2 separate regions of the Mus musculus genome follow, and region 2 is linked to region 1. The links are chromatin loops, found by intact Hi-C in ENCODE. Cell type or tissue: heart. All regions are shown on one strand. Each heading gives the region's core, and the rest is flanking DNA. Links, peaks and the distances in the headings are about the cores only.

The links. A loop is a pair of places that touch in the nucleus more often than their neighbours do. Peaks named below come from ENCODE experiments on the same cell type or tissue, not always from the same donor. Only the 100,000 strongest peaks of a DNase experiment are listed, where the experiment ranks them.
Region 2: a loop joins it to region 1, with 2.8 times the contacts of the local background. A loop is called at or near these places in 1 of 42 quality-filtered maps.

Annotation. Positions count from the first base shown.
Region 1 is chr1:78,649,036-78,656,377 of GRCm38, forward strand. No RefSeq gene overlaps it. Among named protein-coding and RNA genes, the nearest start is that of Acsl3, 5.1 kb to the right of the region's middle. In heart, for the core only: no CTCF peak of the experiment used is centred there; no DNase peak of the experiment used is centred there.
Region 2 is chr1:78,485,761-78,493,102 of GRCm38, forward strand. It overlaps Farsb (phenylalanyl-tRNA synthetase, beta subunit), which reads right to left and starts at 3,137. Exons shown (of 17, transcript NM_011811.4): 1 at 3,025-3,137. The coding sequence starts at 3,082. In heart, for the core only: no CTCF peak of the experiment used is centred there; DNase peaks (open chromatin) are centred at 3,101 and 3,381; H3K4me3 peaks cover 2,271 bases; H3K27ac peaks cover 1,745 bases.

The DNA.
Region 1 (7,342 bases), core at 1,364-5,363:
TCATTTCTTCCCAGGTTCCGAAGAACTCCCGAAGTTCAGGGTTATCCTCCCATATGTGCAAATTCAAGGCCATCCTGAATCTTCAGGAGACCCTTCCTGAGGAAGAATAAGTCTATCAAAGGCTTAATGCTTTCTGTAAGTCAGGAAAAGACTTCATGGAGATAGCTAATAAAAGAAGATGGCAGTAGTGTCATTGATTTAACAAGTGAACGCCATATTTCCATCCTAACACTTGTACTGGGAGAGTAATGGGTGGAAATTTTGTAACTTCCCCGGAGTCAACAGGGGCAGAGAAAGAGAGAAAGTGACTTAGTAAGAAGATCTGTCTACCTCCCACTCTATTCTCTGCGGTATTTGCCTAGAAACCTGATCTTCAGTGTCCTAGAGAAGGAACAAAGAAACCCTTGAAATATGATTCCTGCTTGCAGAGATGGGACGATAGAATACAGTCCATTCAGGAACCAGCATAGTGCCAGGCTGAATGTTTGTTTAGTAAGCCTAGCTCCTATTTCACCATAGCAACAAGCCACCTTCTTAAGCTGAGATGAATTTTAATTTTAAATCCTTTTTTCCATCTTCCTGTTTGTGGGTAAGGAAGCCTGAGTTGCGAAGGAGCCAAAGGCAGCCTAAGCAAACATGCATACTTTACTATATTGCCTTATTTGGTGGGAGAATGGGGTAGGTGTTGGCCCCAATACTACATTTAGGGATCCCCACGATCACCTCTTTTCTAGGCTCTCATCTCTGTGTGCTGGCCCCAATGGTTGACTTCCGAGAGGCTTTGCAATGGACTCTGAACTTCAGGCCCATGTGGTTCCAAGTCCCTGTCCTTGACAAGATACAGAAGTCAACACCAGGGATGAACTCTGGTTGGTCCTCTTTGGATGATGTCACCACCCTTTGACACAATATTCCTGGCAAAAGCTGGAAAGAAACAATCTGATTGTCATGGGTGTGTGTGTGTGTGTGTGTGTGTCTATATTTATTTCTATGATCTGTGTGGTTAACAAAATTGGTGGCTTAAAAAGTCCTCCAGAGACAGGCAGAATGAGGAGGGGCTGTGCTACAAAAAGAGATACACACACACACACACACACACACATACACACACACACACACACATTCAACCAAACACACACACTTAAAAGAAATTTAAAAAAAAAAAAGGAAGCAAGCCAGTCATATTCATTAAATCTGAGATGGACCCACTCTCCCTGCCCCCCCCCCCACACATAAAACTTGTGTTTTGATGCCTTTCCCTTGGCAAGTGGCCATGCTTAGAAAGGCCATGTGGCAACTTTAGGGACCTGTCCAGCAGAAGGAGGTCACTAGGGATAGATCTGCTTGAATTAAAGGCATGTATCAACATACCCAGCATTAATATTTTAAAATTTTGGTTTTAAAACTTAAGAATAGCTTGTGCAAAGTAAATTGTTAAATTAACTTAATTTTTTTTTTCTTCTTATGTTTTAGTGTGACCAGAAAACCTTAGACTCTATATTGGGCTTCTCTTGTACCTCCAGTAAATACTATTCATCTAGGTAAGCGGCTACGTATTGATCACATGAACGTTTTGTGGATCTCACTGGAGTAGGCCTGGAGGGCCTGCGATTCTGCATTTCTTGTGAGCTCCCAGGTGAGGATGATATAGTTTTACATCACGCTCTCAGCACTACGAGCTCAAGGACTTAAAAAAGTAACCACTTAAATGTGGGCTATGGTCCATGTTTGTAAAAAAAAAAAATGAAAAAAAAATAAGAGAATGCATTTATTGTGGACAAAAAAAAAAGATAAACATCACAGAAGAAATAACTGAAACCTGAAGCTGGGCCACACAAGGAACTGTCTTCCCATTGAACCCGGAATAAAACAGTTTAATATAAAACGTGTTGAAATGTGACCTATCCATTTTAGCATCAACATGTGGTACTTCTCCAAGGACATGCATATCATCTGTTCAGTATCCATAGCTGAATTCAGTAGATATGTACTGAGATGACTGGATGTTGACGTTGTACCTACAGCGCCTTGGGTAGATTCTGGGGATTTGTAAAGGAAGGCAGCGTGATTCTGGCTCTCCAAAAGCTCCTTGTAGAACCAGGGAGAAATATAACAGAGCAGACTAGAAGAAACAAAGCTCCAGGCAGGAGCATCTGATATTTTGTTCTCTCTCCTTTTGCTAGTAGCATACTCTGAGTTTCTTGTAGCAAGTTGTACCATCTCTCCTAATGTATTTCTTCTGGATTTTAGGGGTATAAACTGCAGAACTCCATCCTAGGAGGCAAAATGGAGTGTTTCATCAGCCATGGATGGATAGAAAGACTGGGTAAGGGGAGACACATAACCCCACAAAACCAAATTAGATTTTGGAGAAGAGACTCATGTTCCAGTGGGATGGGAGGCAGGAAAGGCTTCTTGCCATCTGCTGTCATGGGAACCTGAGAGTGGAGCAAAAACCAGCACCAAGGAAGCTGGCTTGGTCAGTGATGACATCAGTCGTTCAGATGTCTCTTTTGTTTGTTTGTTTGTTTTTGATGCATTGCTATCAAGCTGACCTGGGACTCGTTATACAGCAAAGGACCTCCTGATCCCCCTGCCTCCTCCGTTACGATGCTGGAATCATATGACCTGCTGGCATCATGTGTGTCGCCACACCTGGCTTTTGATATCTTTATCAAGATGACTCTGAGGGTGGATATACTCCTGGGGCCTTTAATTTTATAAGCTAATAAACTCCAGTTGCTGTTGCAAGTGCAATTTGCATTTCTCTTCCCTTTAGCCTAAAGTGGCCTAACCCATAAATCAACAACCTGAGAAACAACATGGGAGAAGTCCTGTTTTGCATGAAGGTTTCATTTGGCTTGTTCAAGTTCATTGCCTTAAATGCTGAAATCTAGCGGAAACTTTAGATCACAGAAACTACGTTTCTTTTGTTTGTTTCTTTTTCTTTTTGCTTGTTTGTTTTTGTTTTGTTTTGCTTTTTGCAACAGGGTCTCACTCTGTAGCCTTGAACTAACAGAGATCCACTGGTCTAAAGCTCCATTGTAGTGCGATTAAACGTGTGCGTTTCTTGTTGCTTGTATGAACTTTGCAAGTTGGTAAAGATTCCTCAAAATACCCATGTGTATAGGTGACAAGAACTAGACCCCAGAATCCAGAAGGCACTCTAAAGTTTCAGGAACTTTTTTTTTCCTGCCATAAATGAGTCAGGTTTTATTAGGCTTTAATATAACCTGTATTTCCGGACCTGTGCATCTGAAATTGTTTCTATGCCCTCTTAGTTATCTTATTCATATTTCAGTGAGCACTGTCATTATGGTTAATGGTCTTGTTTTGTGACAGGGTCTCACACCTCGTCAAGCCTTGAGGCAGTCATTGGCCTTACTGCCTCAATTCTGGGATTATAGGTAGGTGTGAGCTACCACATCCAGGATATTTATTATCTTGCTTACTACTTGTATATTTTTCTGTGACAGGGTCTCTTGTATCCTAGGCTGCCCTGAAACTCACTTAGCATCCTTGATTTTGATATTTTTTCCCTGCATCTCCTGGATGCTGGGAGTACAAGTGTGATAACAACCACATTTGGTTTATTGGACCCAGCATTTTGTGTCTACAAGGCAAGCATTCTACTGAGTTACAACTTCAGCCATTGTTTCCTTACCCTTTTTTCTTCTTTCTTTCCTCCCCCTCCCTTTCCCCTCCCCTCCCCTTTTCCCTCCCTTCTACCTTTCCCCTTGCCTCTTTCCTTTTCCCTCCCCTTTCTCCTTCCCTCCCTTCCTCTCTTCCTTTTCTTTCTCATTTTCTTCCTCACCTTCCTAGTCTTCTTCCTCCTCTCCTCCTCCTCCTCCTCCTCCTCCTCCTCTTCTTTTTCTTCTTTCAAGACAGGGTTTCTCTGTGTAGCCCTGGCTGTCCTGGAGATTGCTCTGTACAGCAGGCTGTCCTGGAACTCACAGAGATCCACCTGCTTCTGCCTTGAGTTCTGGGATGAGGTTAAACATGGGGAGCACCACTCCTCGGGCGCCATCTGACTGAATAAGATAGAGAAAGCCAGCAGAACCAATGGGACTTATTTCTCTCTGCTTCCTGGCTTTATGTGCATACAGACCAACTGCTGCCACTCGGCCATCGATGAGTCCATACTTTGATCAACTATAATTATGTAATTAGAAAACTATGAAAAAGTTATTATCTATTGTCACAATTTTTAAATCAAAGGAAACAAACAAACAAACATACTGCTCTAAATGAAGGACATGAACTATTGCTAGACTAAGCATTTCCGAAGACAGCAGAGCAGAGACTCAATTGCTTGCCCGATAGATATTTTCGCCTTTGTGGCTAGGAACAAACCTTGATTTTTATTTGAGTTGGCATTGTGTGTTTATATTTCCCATTTTCCTTAAATGTGATGATATTCTAGTTAATGAGACTTAAGGTAAAGCTGGGGGAGAGAAGCCTCTAAGGGGGTTACTGGACAGTGGATCTCTATTGTAAGTTTCTGTTACCTCCCCCCACCCCACAGTGAAGATATACTGGTCCTCTCTCTCCAGTGCAGCTACTGTATAACTCTGAGTATGATATTGCTCACTGAGGATGAAAAACCAGGACGGAAGATATGTCTTAGGTTTCTTGTGATTCTCTGGTTCTGGTCATGAGTTATGAATCTGGGACTCCTTTTAGGTGTCCCCCCCCCCCCCCACAAGCCACTTTTAATTTTAAACTTAGTTACAGGCAGTCATAACATAGACATAAGTTTGCTGTATATTTATGACTTCTCTTCTTTAATCAAATATATCAAATGCAGTCTAGAAAAGATTATTTTTTGAGATAGAGTCTCTTGTAGATCAGGTTGGCCTATAACTTGCTGTGTAGTTGAAACTGACCTCAAACTTCTGATCTTCCTCCTTCTGCCTTCCAAGTGCTAGAATTACAGGTATTCACTGCCGTGACCACCTCAGAAGGTCTTTAATAAGAAACTCAACTATGGTGGGGCGTTAACTGTAACTGTCTGAATACTGGGCTCCTTACTTATATGAAATAGACTGTAGATTAAGAAGTTACAGAGGGGCTGGAGAGATGGCTCAGAGGGTAAAAGCACTGACTGCTCTTCCAAAGGTCCTGAGTTCAAATCTCAGTAACCACATGGTGGCTCACAACCATCTGTAATGAGGTCTGACACCCTCTTCTGGTGTGTCTGAAGACAGTGTACTTATGTATAATAATAAATAAATCTTTAAGAAAAAAAAAAAGAAGTTACAGAGAAGATAGGAACCATCCAGGTTGCTAAGGATTCACAGGATCTCCTACAACTCCAAGTTCATCACTGATAATAGTCAAAGCTGGAACTTGAAGGCAGGACTGCTTGCTATAGCACACAGCAGGACCTCCAACTAGGGAACTTACTTCACAGCCAAGAAATACAGCAGTAATGAAGAGCATGTTGTTTGCTAGCTGGCTCACATACTGGCTCAGCTAGCTTTCTTACTAAGGTTGGTGCTGCCCACAGTGGGTTGAGCCCTTGCCGAATCAGTTAACAACCAAACCTCCCCTCAGGTATGTCAGAGGTAGAGGCAGCTTCTCAGTTGAGATTGGTTGTGTTAAGACAGTTAAAGTTACCCAGAATGGTCTTGTAGGTGGAGCAAGCTGGCTTGACCTTGCAGTAGTCCTGCCTTGGAATCTGAAGTGCTGCAATTGTTTGCCTGTATTTGTTATTGCTCTGCCTTTTGAAGTCTCTTTATGTCAGACAATAGTGGTTTTCTTTTGTTTTTTGTTTTTTTTTTTTGTTTTTTTTTTTTTTGAAACAGGGTACATATAACCCTGGCTGTCCTGGAACTTGCTACGTAGACTAGGCTGTCTTTGAACTCAGAATCATCTGCCTGTCTCCCAAGCGTGGGCTTAAAGACTTGGGCTCTCATGCCAGGCTATAAGTGACATTTTAAAGTTGCTTCTTGTTGATTATTCTGCTCCTTGGAGTCAGAGCCTCCTTCATTCACACAGCATCATGTGCTATATTCATACCCACCCACCCACCGGAAATGAAACAAAAACATTCCTGTTAAAACTCTAAATATCAGCTGGTTCTGTTGTCTTATCGTAATGGGAAATGTAGTTTTTGTGATATAGTTACAGTCTCTTTCTATGCCCCTTCACAGGAAATAGACCATTACATGTTTATGTCAATTATAGACAATTCCCCTTACTGTTGCAGTAAGTTGGAAACACACCAAAAGGGCACAAGGGACTGCCTACTCCTGTTCATGATTTCATGTGGTTGACCCTTAATAGTCTCTGACTTGAAGTTTTACAAAAAAGAAGGGAAATGTAATCAAAATTCAATACCCCTCAAAACTCTGAACACATACTGAATCCTTTCTAAGAGAAAAGCAAATGTGCTTTGCCTTGCCTTGCCTTGCCTTTCCTTTCCTTTCCTTTCCTTTCCTTTCCTTTCCTTTCCTTTCCTTTCCTTTCCTTTCCTTTCCTTGTCTTGGTTGGTTATTCTGAGACAGAGTTTCACTCTGGAGTTTAAGCTGGCCTGCAACTCACTGCGTAACCCAAGCTAGGGCCAGTGTCACAGCAGCAGCCCTCCAGCCGCAACATCTCTAGTGCTGGGATCACTGTGCCCAGATGTGTTTTTGCTTTTTCTTTTTATTATATTTATTTTGTGCATGTGTACTTGTATCCCATGGTGAACTCAGGTCATCAAGCTTCGCACTAAGCACCTATAATCCTCTGAGTCACCTTGCCAGTCTCTCTCTCTCTCTCTCTCTCTCTCTCTCTCTCTCTCTCTCTCTCAACAAAACACCATCTTCTGCTTCTGGCAGGCCTAGACCTTACTAAATAGGCTAGGCATGCCTCAAATTTAGAGATCTATCTGCCTCTGCCTTCCAAGTACTAAGATTAAAGTTGTGAGTCATCACACCCTGTTGTTTCAAAACAACAACGACAATAAATAAACCTAGGTGAGGTTGGAAGATTGTCTGGAGTTTAAGGTTAGCCTGTGGGCTTAGTGTAAGCACGAGTTTCCAGGTGTAAACAAAGCCTAAAGAGGTGTATCACACCTGTAATCCTAGAATCACTGTGAATTCTAGGCCACCCTGATCTACATAGTAAAATCCAGGCCTGTCTGAGCTACATGAGATCTTGGCTCCCACTCTCCCACAAAGAACTAAACAACCATACAAAGAAGCCTAGTGAACAGAAGCACAATAATTTCTGTTTAACTAGTATTAAACAGCAGACAATATTCCAATTCAGTATTTGAATCTCAAGAGTATTTTCTGTTAAATGTAAATACATGCCCATAAAATATTGTTTAGCCTATAAAGAGATAACGAAGAAA
Region 2 (7,342 bases), core at 1,231-5,230, 160 kb before region 1:
AGAACCAGGTTCAGATGTCTCACTGTGGATGGTGCTCTAAGATGACACTTCTAGGACAAGTATATTTTGCATGTGGATGAACAAGAACCATTTGGTGACTGTGTGGAGAGACTGATTCCAATGATACCTGTCTATCTAGTTCCCTTATGCAAGCTCAGGATTGGTCTCTGTCACCAACAGAATATGGAAAAGGATGGAATAGCATGTCTGAGCAATTATCAAACACAGAGGATAGTACTTAAGCGCTCCCGTTTACCTGCTCTCTCAAGAGTTCTCCTTCTGGGACAAATTAACAAAAGCCAAGGTAGAAGGAACTGGAAAACATCAGTGGGTAAACAAAACCGCTTAATGAAACCGCTTAAGGAAACTTAGCAGAGGAGAGATGGCTCAGCAATTGAGAACACTTGTTACTACTGCAGAGTACCCAGGTTTGATTCCCAGAACCCACGTGGTGGCTTACAGTCATCTGTAACTCAAGTTCCAGGCCATCTGATGCCCTCTTCTGGCCTCCACAGGCACCAGACACGCATCTGATGCAAAGCAAAACACTAATACATATAAATTGGTTTAAGTCTAAATAATAATAAAGATGGTGATGACTTAAGAAACAACTTAGAAGCAGATTCTCCAGCCCCAATGAGCTCTTGACCCCACTTCAGATCTGCAACTTGGAGTAAAATACAGGACCACCAAATATCAAATCTTAACCATCAGAAACTAAGTAGCAAACACTCACTTTGTAATATGCAAAAATCTTGTCAGCCAAATGGCAATAAATCAAATTGTATGCATTACTAGAATATATTGAATCTTATTCCTTATTCCTTTAAGCTATATTTTTAAAACTTAAATGAAAGAAAGAAGCAAAAGTAAAACCATGAATAAGTCCCTACAATAAAATGGTAAACCTAAAAACCTGTGTGGCACACAGGTGGCTCTGACAGTACTTACTGTACCAAGCTAGAACAGGGCCCAGGCTGAAGAGCAATCAGAAACCAGTTCACAAGAAAATGAATATCAAAGAACAAACAAAAAGTAAGTAACAAGAACACAACTGAACAGAAAGGCAATCGCAAGGAGGATTAGGAAGACAGAGCTGCGCCAAGGGCAACAGGGGAAAGGAAATGCCCTGGGCAACAAAAACTGCCAAGAGAAATGGAAGGTGACGGCAGCTGGAAATGACAGTGGGGTTCAGATGGGCAGCAGCCCTAGAGGGCTCAATAAGGTGACATGTAAGAGCACAAAAAAAGAGAAAGAGGCAAACAAAAATGGAAAAAAACAAAAAAAAAAACAAAAAACAAATGACACCCACACTTCATTTGGAAACTACCTGTTCTGGTGAATAGCCTTTTCCAACTCCAACCACCACTGAGCTGACATTTAAAAAGATTTCAAGAAAGAAGGCAAGAGAAACAATGAAGATTAGTACTAACCCATCTGGTGTATACCTTAAATACCATCAATAGGTATGAAAGAATTTCAAAAGAGCCTACAGTTCACAGTCGGTGTGGGGAAACCAAGCTTGTTGGATCACTCACCATTTTAAAGTGGAAGGAAAAGGAAACAGCCAGGGAATGTATTAAAACATTATCTGATGATTGCGAGCAGGTCATAAGCCTCATTGTCTTTTAAAATTTGGACAATCTGGTACTTTTCCATAGATAAGGGTCTGACTAGGAACTGATTCCAAGTTGTTCATCTTGCCACACACCATCATATGAACTTCAGAGACAGTGACCACCAGGAGAGAGAATATGATTTAGAGTAACAGGGCAAGTGAGGTATATTAATAAGCTTACTATATAAGGGAAACTGGTTAGGAAATTAAAACCACATTCCAAAAGCAAAGCGATTTCCTGTTTCTAAGGCCTTGGTCACAACTATAATTGTATCACTTGGGAGACTGAGTCAGGAGGATTGCCACAAGTTTAGAGTCAGCCTGGACTTCAGAATAAGGTTCTGTCTCCAAAAGAACAACGACAAAATCCGACAAACACAGGGGGTGAGTAATATCTAAAGTCCATCCTTAGGAAAAAAAAATCTTAAAAGTTTACTTGTACGACATCAGTACTGTGGTGTTATGAACCTGCTCCATTTTGTCCTCTAATTTTGGCCTCTAATACTCAAAAACAAGGAGGCTCTCATAAAACACTCGCTCTGACCTTTATAGAAGCTGATAACTACAGGGTGAGGCTGATACCATTTCAACTTACTACATCTGTGTTGGAAATGATAATTTGACTAATATTTACCTCCCTTCCCCCCCCCCCCACAATGGTTTAGTTTTAGAACTGAGAAAGAGGGAAGTGTGTCATGAATGCTAAGCCCATAGAAGTGATTCCATTTAGGGGTCAAATCAATGTTAACTATCAAATGCTACCCCTGCACAAAACCTGGTTTCCTTTCCCAGAAACATTTAGCATGTCCAATAAACCGTTTTACTAACATCATGGTTTGTTATTTTTCTCATGTATGTGTCATGTGCACAGCTCTACTCCCAAACACTGCCTGACACACTTCTGGAGCCTGGTCAACACTAAAATAAAGCCAATGCCGGGCTTGGTGGCACACGCTTGTTATCCCAGCACTCAGAAACTGAGGCAAGAAGACCGACAGTTCGAAAACAGCCTGGGCTACATAGTGAGACCCGCATCTTTCTTAAACGTCTCCCCTTCGCTGTCAATCTGGTTCCACAGCCTACAGTTGTGATGGAACCCAGGGTACGTTTCCTCGTCTGTGTCCCGACACCAAAGTCCGTGCTGGGCACGGAGTTGGAGCTCGGTCTCTAAATGAATGACACGGAGAGCCCGACACGCGCTGATGATGCAACGGAGCCACCGCGGAGCTGGTTCCGAGAAGCTACTTCAGCGCAGCCGAGTCTCCTCGCCCAGCAGCGCGCCCCTGAGGACTCTGGCCGTGCCGGGCCAAACCCCACGTAGCGGCATGAACGCCGCCAGCACGTTCTTCTGCAGGGCGAGCAGACTTCCCCAGGCACCGAGCCCAAGCCACGGGGCGGGCACTCACTGTAGGTCCGGCCCAGGGCTTGGAAGAGCAGGTCTCGCTTTACGCTGACAGTCGGCATGGCGAGTCGTGGACACTGCGCCTGCGCCACATGCGGGGCCTCAGCGACCCTAGAGTGAAGGACCCGACGCTCCGCTCTTGGGCTGTCTCACGTGATGCCTGTCTAAATTCAACCATTTGCACATCCGTTTTCCAGCCGAATATAGGAAAACACCTCTCTCTGGATTATTTAACATAGTTCTGTTGTGACGATAACCAAAAAGTTTGGAAAATAGGTGTAATCGGGTGGAATTATCTCTATTTTGACAGGCAAGAGTGAGAACAGACCTCAGAGGCCTGGATGCTTCCCAAAGCCCTAGGGAAGATGCCAAGTTGGGTAGGCGGAGCGCTAGATTGGTGGGAAGGACTTCCAGGTAGAGAAGTCCGCCCAGAGGTATTTGAAAAGCAAGGTAAACGGATGCAAGACTTCCTGCAAAGAAGAATATGCAAATACTAATGGCAAGGTCTGTTAACAGGCCACATTTTTTTACTTTTTTGAGACAGGTTTCTCTGTCGCCTTGACTGTCCTGGAACTCGCACTATAGACTAGGCTGGCTTTGAACTCCGAGAACTTTTGAGATCCGTACCTCCCTAGTGCTGGGATTAAAGGCATGCGCCACCACTGCCGGGCTTTTACTTAATCCTTTAACCCTCTTGAAACTACAGATTTTATACCCGAGCCTTGTTCGAACGCAGCAGCAGCCCTGTGGGTAGGCGTTGTTAGAGACCGCAGGACTTTTCTGTCAGATGCTGTACTCAGCCTAAAAAGTGCACGAGCAGATTTGCTCCTTAGAATAACTCTGAGGGACAGTACGTCAAATCATGGGCCACTGAGATGTCAGGACTTAATCCCGTGTAGCCTGCAAATGCTACTTTATGTGGTATCAGAGCCTATGTGGAATAAGCTAAGGGTTTTGAGATGGAACTTAGCCTAGGTTATTAGGATGGGCCCTAAATGCAATTGACTGTAGACTCAATAAGCGGAAGGCAGTGATTCCAGTAAGGTCACTAAAAAAAATAAAGTCAGTAGTCTTCGAAACTGGAAGAGATAAGGAGGGAAATCTCTCCTAGCCTATTCAGCAGCCCCCAAAACACTTGGATTTGGGCCAGTGAAATTGCTTTTGGGTTTCTTGCCTCCAGAACTTGAATATAACAAAGTTCTGTTTCATCTCATTCATTATTCTTTATGATTTGAGATAAAGGCTCAACTCTATAGCTGAAGCAGTCCTGGAACTCATCCTGTAGCTCTGGATGGCCAGAAATTTTCAGAGTTTTAAGGTGTCCTGAAAGACAAGAATATAAGTTACCTCACCAGACTCAAGTTTCTGTTTGAAATCAAAAGTTTGTAGTACTTCCTTTCAGCAGCCATGAAAAAACAAATACATCAAAGCAGGAAGATAAAACAGCCATGGACTGTGGGACTCACCTAACCTGTAAGGCATAGCAGAAACATTGCTTCCTCAAGAGAAAATAAAGCAAGGACCAACACTGAGGAAGTGAGAACCCTTCACTTGAGGAAGCAGAACTGAGGCTAGACTTAGGCCATCATAACTCTTAATAAGTTTTCCACTGCACTAATTTCCACTTATGGCAAGTCCCACGTGTAGCTTTCTGACCCTAAATTCCAGTAAGTGGGCACTTACTGAGTTCACCAACTCAAATGCTCATCTCTCAGAAACATACAACTAACAGTATTTGGCTACTTATTAAGGGATCTATTAACTCAGGCATTTGACCATAACATTAACTCTCATACTTCATAAGAGGATTTAAAATGCCGCTTTGTTTCCCCTGATATGTCACTATAGGCGTGTTTTAAGAAATTATAGATGGATGTGGGAAACAAAGTAAATAATGCTATTTGGAGAGTAAACCAGAAATAGTTCTTAATATTTTACTTTTAAGGATTATTTCCCCATGGAGATTTACAAAGTTCCAGCCCAATTTAAATTATTTTTTCTATTGATTCTGGGGTTTAGGTTGTATTTTTTAAAAATCTTCCTCCACACATTTTTTAAAAACCATGTTTTCCTTTTTGAGTACATCAGTAGAATTCTTTTCCATTTAAATCTCAGATCTTTTTTGAGATTTGTTTTGGTTTTTGGAGCTAATGAACAAGCCAGTTTTATTTTATTTTCAAACAGCAATGCCAATACCATTTATTAAAAAGCTTTTTTCCCCATCCAGTTTGTAATATCACATATTAAATTTCCACATATATTTGGATCCACTGCCAGAGTGTCTGTTTCAATGCCAGCACCAAGCTCTTTTAATAATTATGGTGTCATTTTCCAAACCCCTCCTGGAAACCAGTTCCAAAGGCCAAAGAACCACATTGTCAAGTTTAGTTACAGCAGTGACCCTACTTCTCCAGTTACTTTTCCCATTGCTGTGACCAAAAACACCCGACGGAAATAATTCAAGGGGAAAAAAATTATTTTTGGCATCCTTTCAAAAGGTTCATTCAGTTGGTCACGGTGGGCAAGGCAAGGAGAGGCAGTTCACATCTCAGAGGGCCAGGCAGCAGGGCTGGAAATGTGGGTGCACCCTTAGCATTCCCCCTTCATGTTTTCATTCCATCCAGGCCTCTAGCCCATAGAATGGTGCCACCTACATGCAAGACAGATCGTTACCTCTCTGGACTCAGCCTTTACAAACACAGCCAGCTGTGTACCTCCCCAGCTTCTAGGTGTTCTAAATCCAGACAAGTTGGCAATGATAATAACTTTCATAAGCATGTTTTCTCTTTCATCATGAAACCTCAGTCTTGGAATTATTCTAAAGAAAAAACTGGTATCATTCTTTGTAATATAGAAAAAAAAATGAAACAGCTGAAACATCTAACATGGCTTGGTTAAAGTGTTTCGATACAACCCAGTAGGAACATTAAAAGCCATGTAGCAGGCCAGGGATTCAGCTTCCTGGTAGGGTGTTTATCCAGCATGCATCACATCTTTGGATTCATGTCCAACACCCCAAAGTAAAATATAAATCAAAAGAATGTTGACTGTGGTGGTAGTTAGTGTTAATTTTCAACTTGACAGAATCTCCGACCACCTGGGAGATGGGCCCCTGAGCATGCCTTTGAAGGATTATATTGATCGTGATGTGAAAGGACGCATCATAATTATGGTTGGGACTCTTGCCTCGGCAGGGGATTCTAGAATTCATCCCTGTCTAGTTCTTGATTAGGGATGTGGTATGAGAAGCTGCTTCAAGCTCTTGCTGCCTTGACGTCCCTCTTTGAGGACTGTACCTTGAGCAGTAAACTAAAATATGTTTCCCTTACGTAGCGTTTTCAGAGTATTTCATCACAGCAGCAGGGGAAACGCACACATTATGTATGCATATAATGTTGTGAGATCTTTTTTGAGAAAGAGAGAGTTACTCTGTGTGACTGGAATTATATAAACCAGGCAGGACAGGAGCTCTCAGAGATCCTTCTGCCTCTGCCTCCCAAGAACAAGGATCAACGACGTATGCCACCACAGCCTATGTGTGCTGTGGAAATTTTAACAGGAAAAGACTTTTCAACAAATAATATGAAAATGAAATTATTGTATATGCTTAAAATGATTAATTTTGCTCAGTTGAGTGTCTAAATTGTGTAAATATGAATGGAGGGTATGAATAAAGACAACAATGTACAATATACATCTAAGTGTTATAGCTATCTCTAGGTGGTTCAACTATTTTCTTCATTATATATTTTATAGTTTATAAAACTATAATTAATAATCATTGCTTTTATTATAAAGAAGTGTCATTTTGAAACACAATATTGGTTGAACTGGAGAGATGGCTCAGTGGTTAAGAGCACTGACTGCTCTTCCAGAAGTCCTGAATTCAATTTCCAGAAACCACATGGTGGCTCACAACCATCTGTAATGGGCAGCCTATTCCCTCTTCTGGTGTGTCTGAAGACAGCAACAGTGTACCCACATACATGAAATAAATAAAAAATCTTGGGAAGACCCACTTCCAAGTGCTCTAACATAACCAGGATCATAGGATCAGAGGTGAAGAGGACACAACATCTGCCCCATCACTGGAAGTAACTGGGACCAGTGAGACCCAGGCACCCAAGAACTCGGCCCAACCAGTGGCACGGGTTCCTTCCAGTCTGAGCTGGTGCCCTGAGCAGAACTTGGGCATGAGCTCCACAACCAGTCCCACAACACCCAGAAAAAACTCCACCCCCAGGTACTCTAACATGCCCAGGTCCACTGGACCCCAGGAGCTTGGTCACACGGTATCTCAGGCTCCCAGAAGCAGCTTGACT